2 separate regions of the Mus musculus genome follow, and region 2 is linked to region 1. Evidence: chromatin contacts called from ENCODE Hi-C or POLR2A ChIA-PET data. All regions are on one chromosome and are shown on one strand. Each heading gives the region's core, a stretch centred on a gene start or an enhancer-like site at or near the end of the contact. The rest is flanking DNA. Distances are from core to core; before and after follow the strand shown. Region 1 overlaps 5031425E22Rik (RIKEN cDNA 5031425E22 gene). Region 2 holds the start of Kmt2e (lysine (K)-specific methyltransferase 2E).

The links. A loop is a pair of places that touch in the nucleus more often than their neighbours do. ChIA-PET counts read pairs that join two places held with the same protein, here RNA polymerase II (POLR2A).
Region 2: a map of heart shows a loop between it and region 1 (8-fold over the local background). The contact joins the promoter of Kmt2e here to the enhancer-like site in region 1. A Hi-C loop is called at or near these places in 2 of 37 maps with a recorded cell type or tissue (both heart). POLR2A ChIA-PET finds 5 or more read pairs at or near these places in 4 of 5 experiments (Patski and embryonic stem cell).

What each region holds. Positions count from the first base shown.
Region 1 is chr5:23,385,111-23,388,913 of GRCm38, forward strand. It overlaps 5031425E22Rik (RIKEN cDNA 5031425E22 gene), which reads right to left. Exons shown (of 3, transcript NR_165300.1): 2 at 1-62. Among named protein-coding and RNA genes, the nearest start is that of 5031425E22Rik, 46 kb to the right of the region's middle. Within about 2 kb of position 1,946, at least 1 of the 3 ENCODE cell types and tissues checked has a DNase peak (open chromatin) inside an H3K27ac peak, as active enhancers do; it is heart, where a contact is called at or near this core.
Region 2 is chr5:23,432,477-23,436,279 of GRCm38, forward strand. Kmt2e (lysine (K)-specific methyltransferase 2E) reads left to right here and starts at 1,988. Exons shown (of 26, transcript NM_026984.2): 1 at 1,988-2,307. It overlaps 5031425E22Rik (RIKEN cDNA 5031425E22 gene), which reads right to left and starts at 860. Exons shown (of 3, transcript NR_165300.1): 1 at 734-860.

The DNA.
Region 1 (3,803 bases), core at 696-3,195:
TATCAGAGTTCAGTGTATCAGAGTACTGCTGCAGCAGAGACCTGGACTTTGGATCTCAGCATCTGTATCAGGCACACACAAACACACATATAAATAAAGGTAAATCTTTTTTTTTAATTGAAGGTGGGGACCTGCAGAGGTACTTAGTGCTTAAGAGTGCTGGCTGCTCTTGCAGAGGCATAGGCTCCATTCTCAGCATCCACATGGTGGCACTCAGTACCAGGGAATCTAATGCCCTCGTCTGACCTTCCTGGGCATCTGGTAATACATGTGGTGCTCAGTCATGCAAGTAAGCAAAACACTCATACACATAAGTAAATAAAAACATTTTTTTCAAAGACTTATTTATTTTTATTTTATGTGGATGAGTGTTTTTGCAGGCTCTTATGTCTAAGCCACATTTGTCCATTAGCAGAGGAGGCCAGAAGAGGGTATCAAATCCCCTCAAACTGGAGTTCGAGATACCTGTTAGCCATCATGTAGGTGCTGGGATTTGAACTCACACACGTTAAAAGAGCAGCCATATCCTGTCTTCAAAATGAAAAATTAAATAAATGAATAAATAACTGACAGGAGGGGCAAAGCCTATTGTTCCAAAGTTTCTGTGGGCCTTGGGCATGCTAGGTTATGGGGTCTGGTAAGCAGAGGTGGAAAGGTTTCTAAATGAGCAGAGCCTTGCCCTTTGATATAGTTGCCAACAACCACATTTTCTGTTCTGGGCACAGTGCCATCAAGGGTCTCAGCCACCCTCCCCCACCTTAGTGAGAAAGTATCTGCTAGCGTCTAGCAGGGTCGATGCAGGCAAGGACCAGAGTGAAAAGGAGTTCTGAGCCTGGCTTCCCTGTGGTGCACTCGGACATACATCTTCCAACCGTCATCATCTTACTCCTCTTGTCTCTGACCCCTCCTTGACCAAAGGCAACTACATCTCAGTTCCTTACTATTCGGGAGCTACTCAACAATTACACTAAGAGAGCTTCTGAGCTGGGTGGGCATGGTGGCACAAGGGCATCCCTGTAATCCCAGCACTTAGGAAGGAAAGTCAGGAGGCTCACACAAGTTCAGGGCCATCCTCAGTTGTGTGGCTGAGTTCCAGGCTATGTTACAGAGACCCCTGCCACAAAAATAAATAAATAAATAAATAAATAAATAAATAAATAAATAAATAGATAGATAGATAAATAAATAAATAAATAAATAAATAAATAAATAAAGCGAGGGAGGGAGGGAGAGGGGAGGGGAGAGGGGAGGGGAGAGGGGTGGGGGTGGGGGAGGGGGAGGGGTGGGGGAGGGGGAGACTGGTTTAGAACTTTGCCCTGACTCTGATCTTAATTCCTCCTGGCAATGGGCAAGCTGTTTCTTTTCTGAGGAATGCGAAAAGAGAATGAGAGATTTGTTATGGTGACAGGAAGATTCCAGATCAGAGGCAAAGCCCCTCTAGGGTACATACCATCTGGGGATAGTCCCTAGAAAAGTAGATACCTGCGCTAATTTAAATGTTTAACAGGAATGCAGGTGCAGATGAACAAAAGGTAGTTTCCATTAGGTAGAAATGTTTTTTTTTTCCACTTCCTGTTTCTAGTCTCTTTTTCAGTGTTCCTGTACGAAACCACGGAGTTTCAGAAGCAGATGAAATCTATCAGCGGCCTGCCCCAAGCTCCGTCAACCCTGCCAGGCTGAATGGTGCTGATTGTTCGCAAAGGGCGGGCATTTCTCTGCAAACAGAAAAGCCTGCTCAAGAAATGCCACTCACCGCCCTGTATCAGTCTCAATATTGAGTCTGAATGATTTCCCGATGGCGACTTGACCGAAATGGAAAAATATTTTTCCGTTGCAATTCCCCCGGTACTGACTGGTGTTTCATCCTCTTCCGGTCCTTGTGAGACAGCAAGAGCAGACAGAGCTTCAGCAGTGTTGATCTTCAGCTCTGAGAACAGAAGATGGGTGGGGTGCTGCGTTGCCACGCAACCAAAGGCAACACAGCTGCAGATCTCTGCCAGCTGGGCCAGCCCATTCAAACCGCAGGGAGTTTCAAATGGCTGTGTCCCCTAGGGACTGGGCTTAGCAAGCCCAGGGGGAAAAGTCAGCATTCAAATGGCTTCGATGACGATGACGCAGAGGAAGCCAAGAGGACGCTGTCAAAGCCTAGTCATCATTGACTCGAAGTTAGTATACTTGAACAGGAAAGAACTGCCAAGATCAGACAGGCAGGACACACACACACCTTTCTTTTAAACTTTAAAAGTTATTCTCTTTAAAAGAAACGTAGTTGCTTTTTAAAAAGCTATACAAAGTTCTTAATGTTTCTTTGGCAACAGAATAGAATGAAATTTTACAACTATATAAAATGTTTATTTACCGGTGTGTGTATAGCTGACTGACAAAGCTGTCTACCACCCAGCACCCTAACTGCTGAAATAAGCTACCTCATATTATAGCATCTCCAAACAGAATGAGAAGGGTACAGAGACTGGAACTTGTCTGTAGACTAGGAGGTGACTTTATTATCTTTCCTATAGTCAAAATCTGCACTCTCTGCTCCATGATGCCTCTGAATCCACTTGAGGGGCAGTGATGGTCCCTCCTCGGCCACTACCACGTACCCTGCCATATGAAAGCCAACACTTCTCTGCCTTGGTAGCTCCATGGCCACCATCTGGACAAATTGGGGTTCCGAACATTTCAGCATCTAACCTTTCTTCAGCCTAACTCGGGCTCCTTTCTCCAGTATCACCATAAGCAATACTATCAAAGAATGATTTCATTTGGTCATGTTATTAGTTGGGTCTCAGCAGGTCTTCGGCAGCATCTCCTTCACTGGTTAAGTACCAGCTTGTGAGTCTCCTGTATCTTCATCCACAAGCTTGTCCTGTTTCTCAGGTTTCTCTTCTTCTAATTTAAGTTTATTATGAGACACTCTGTCCGTTTCCTCCTTGTTAAATTGTGTGTATGCACTTGTCTTCCTCAGATTTCACTGGACCATCTCATGGATACCAAATCTTCCTCTACCACCTTGATGAGCCCCACTTCCTCCCCTCAGAGCAGAAGGAACACTTGGGACTAGAAGCCGCTTGTATAATTTCTTTGTCACTCATTTTGTTTCCCAGTCTTGGGATTTTGTGTGCTTCAGCTTTCTCCCTTCCTCCCTTCCTCTCTTTCTTCTCCTCTCCCCACCCCCCAACCCCAGGAATTCACTCTGTAACCACGGGAGGGAGAAGAGTTTGGCTGCTATGTGATGAAGGGAGTCTGAGATACAGGCTCCCAGTCCTCTCCTCAAATCACCATTAAGAAATCACTCCTCTCCCAGCCTGATTCTTCTTCCTGGGGAAGCACTAATTCGGAGTGGAATAAGTCAGAAATGCTGGAGCAGAAGTTCTTCCACATGGAGGAACTGTCAGGAGTGAGGGGGAATCTTTACAGATCCTAATAATATGCATAAAGCAACATGATGCTTGGCACACAAGAAACACCAAGTAAAAGCTCTTAGCTGGTTATTATTCTAGCTGTGGTTTATTAATCATGCCAGAGACTTTCCTACTGCACCGCTGTGATCTCTCGGACTGTATCTGCCCTTGTTGGATGTTCAACCCCGGGCATGTTACTAAACTTCTCTAAGATGCCCTCCTCCTTACGATATATATAATAGTACTTACCCTGTATTAGAGAGGATCACATGATATTTTTTATACAGTCTTGGCATGGTACCTGGAACCTGGTAAATATGTATTGAATAGTGACCACGGTAACAAAAGAAGCTTGCGAGTTCAAAGCAAAATTAATGTAAAAAAAGGAAAAAAAAAAGA
Region 2 (3,803 bases), core at 738-3,237, 47 kb after region 1:
ACACAAAGAATCTAAGGAGAAGGTTTGACAGGGCCCTTCCGTTCAGACTGTGATGCAGTCCTTAATCGCTGTCTGCCTAGAAACCCTAAGTGTTCCTGGGTGTTATTCACTTGCTTTCAAACTCTGAGAATGCTGTAGTCTTCTATTCAGACCCCCCAAACTTTATGTTTTGTCTGAAATAATCAACACTCCTACCTGTGGTGCCTTCAGAGCCTAACCTGTCCTTGTTACCCATACCAGTGACACTCAGGGCCTCCTAGTTGGCTTACAGGAGGGAACTGCCACCTTACGTAAGCATACTTTGCAAGGAGAAAGGCAGATATAAGAAGGCGTCAAACCTTCTCCTCCACCAGTGGCTGGCACACCCCGAAAGGAGTGTCCTTTCAGGGGCTCCCCCCCCCCCCGCAGCAGTTCTGCTGCGGGGAGTGGGGGAGGGGAAGAGCTTTCAAACAGTCATCTCTTCCTCTTCGGGCAGCCAACGCCGACCGCACCACCATCTCCTCCGCCCAAACCCGGTCCCCTCCCCCGCCCTGCCTGGGTCCCCGCCAAACCCCACAGGAATGCAGCCGGTCACATGCGCTGCGGCGGCGGTGGACGTGCCTCTCCCCCCGCGCCCCAAGGAGACCCAGCGCCATCTTGCCCTGACGCAGTTACAAAAGTCACAGGAGAAATTGCGCCTCCACGGCCGCACCAGCGCCCCAAAGTCTCGCAGAGGCCGAGCCAGGGCCCTCACCTCGCGCAGGGAGAGGAGCAAAAGGTCGGGGAAGAGCCTTGCGACTTCCTTCGGCACTGCTTGGGTTCCACAGAAGACGCGGCGACAACGATCACCGTCATCACTTCTCACTCTCTGCCTTTGCAACAGCCACCCCCGACGACTCTGGCCCCACCCGCTGCTGCAGCATGAGGTCATCGTCAGCCAATCCCTACGCGCCCGACAGAAATCACCAGACGCCGATTGGCTGCCGACACCGCCTCTGCCTCTCCCCACTCCTCTTACGGAGCACCCAAGGTCGTGCTGCGGGCCAAGAAGACGGAAACCGCCATTCCGGGGAAAGGCCCCCAAAGCCAGATCCGTAATCGCTGTGTGATTTTAGTGGAGAACCCTGTTTTGTTCCTTGGCCTCCCCTTTTCGGTTCGAGAAACCAGCTCTGTCCCTCCCTCGTTTAATCACCGCCACACAAACGAACTCCCGCTCCCCGCCCAGCACACTGTCCCGCGGCGGGGAATCCTTCCCCGGTGCTAAGAAGTATAGGAGGCGGCGGCAGCGACTGCACCGGCAGCGGCAACGGCAGCTTTTACCCCATACACGGTGGCAGGGAGGCGGCGCTGACGATGGCTGCAATTTTTTCTGCGGCTTCTCCCCCCGACCTCTTGCGTTTCTCGCTCCTCCATCGAGACAGCGCGGGACTCGCCAGCTCCGCTTTTATCCGGTGCCCGGAGCCTGCGCACTGGAGCCTCCTCAGCCACTAGTGGGCGTCGAGTGACAATCCGACCGGGCTCACCCTGAGCTGGCAGGCCAGGCCGGGGGGAGGGGGCTGCCGGGACTGAGGCTGCTTGGGGGGTAGGAGCAAGTGCATCACCTTAGGAAGTGATGGGAGGGGGGTCGTCCCCGTCCCTGCTGTCATCCTTCTACCCACTAGTAGCATCCTCACGCTCACCTACATCCAGGCTTGAGGGCTACTCGGGGACAACGGGTAAAGAGCCAAGCCCACCAGCTAGCAAGACCTCCCCAACCGTCGGCGGATGGATGAATGCACCTGTTGTGGGAAAGACGGAGTGTCTGGCCAGCTCGCGGCCTCTAGCGTGACGTCTCCACGCCTCGGCGGAGAGGCCGCGTCGGGCCGCAGCCCATAACCAAGATGGCGGCGAGTAGCTTCGTCCCCTCCCCCCTGCCCCTGCGGAGCGGGGCGGGCGGGCCCCGTGCGCTTGCCGCCGCCGCCGCCGCCGCTGCCGCCGCCGCCGCCGCCGTCGCCGCCGCCATTTTCCCAGAGCGAGAAGCAGTGACACTGAGCGGGCGCAGGGGGCCGAGTCGGAGATCGAGCCTGCGTTCGGGAGCGGCAGCAGAGGGGGCATAGACACTCGGAGCAGCCTCAGCGTCTCCTCGTCATTCCTGCCGTGGCCCGCAGTGCCCGACTCTTGGGTTCCCACTGAAGACGCTGCGCGCTGCTGCTTGGGGAGGGGGTGTGGAGTCGGTTCTGCGACCGCAGTGGCTGTCGTCGGGGGTCGACCGAGCGCTGAGGTGTGGAGAACCTCGCCCGGGGTCGAGCCGATAACAGGGTTCGGGTGTCTGGTGTGTGACCATCACAGGTCAGTGCCTGTCGTGTCTGTGGGTGTCGTGGGGTCCACGGTGGGGGGACTTAGGGCTCTAGGGAGAGAGGGTCGCTGTCCTTCGGGAGCCGGGCGTCCACACTGAACCCCAGGCGCCTGTGCTGGGGCCACGTCGCTTGTGGAAATGGAATTTGTCCTTTCTCCTGCCTGTCCCTGGCACTGGGGCATTATGGCGGGTTTTGGGGTTGTGGAAGGGGAAACTGGCAGTTAAACCCCCTTGAGAGTGGGAGTTAGGGAGGGGGCGCCCTCCTCCCTGGTAGCGGATTCAGGCCTCCGGGGTGAGGAAGGAGGCTTGTGACTGGTGTCGGAGAGGTCCCGCGAGCTGCCAGCTCTCCCCTCCTCCAGCTGCATCTTGTTCGGGTGCAGAGAGAAGACGTTTAGGCCCCATTTTCTTCTTCCTGCCCTTGTTCCCTGCCATTCGGTGGCATAATGTTCTCTTAAATGTGAAAGGGGTTAAAAGAACGCCTTGGGCATCTCTCTTTGTAGGAGAGAGACCGCTCCTCATCCTCTCCGGAGAGGGTAAACCCGCCCCTAAGGTGGTCACCCCAGTCAGTACCCAGCCTTCGCAGTCTCCTCCCCCGCTCTTCTTGCCTTACTGCCGTCCTTTACTGTGCCAGAGCCTTAGAATCCACAATATGGCTCATTTCAGGAAAGCTTATTTTGACCGAAGGATTGGCACCGACGCGGTGGCAGCAGACAGAGATGAGAAACAAACGGTTCCCTGTGCTAAACGGGGGAGGAGGGAGAGAAAAAACAATCCTGGGTGCTTGCCTCACTGGCTTTAGTTCCGCCTAGATCCGCCCTATCTAGACTGTCTCTCAAGAATGATCAAATTTAAAGTCAAAGGGAAATCACTGGAGTTAGTTCTAAAGTAAATTTCGGTGTTGCTTATTTTATTCATCCTTTAGAGATGAAGATAATATATATGTGTTTGCAGTTCTGGAGACCTTGGAGAAGAATCAAGTGAGGTGCATTCAGCTCTAGGTTGAAGATAGCAATACCTAATTGGGAAACAGTCTCCCTTTCCCTTTAATTTCTGAGATGGAGAGTAAAAACTGTAATTTCCCTCTTTTGTCCTTTACAGATTCTAAAAATGGCGGCCCCAGGCTGATGTTGTGGTAATCTAATCAGCTCGGGTCCTCCACACCCCATGCAGTGCGTTTGTCTGCAGTGTATTACAAGCGTATTATGTTTACATGAAAAAGATTGGGCTTGCCCCCCCCTCCTCCAAGCCATTTACAAAAATTCGTCAATTTTATTGCAAATTACAGTGTTGTGTTATAGTTGATTAATTTTATTGGGTTTTCCTAAGAGGCAAATAAAACAATACCACTTTTGAAAACAATAAGACATTTGGCCTTGGAAATTTCATGGTCGGGGGGCTTTTAAACATTAAACATTTATTCGATGCAGATAATAGTCTGTGTTGACTTTAAATCGCCCATTTTTAACTAATATGTCAAAGTAAAATGTTT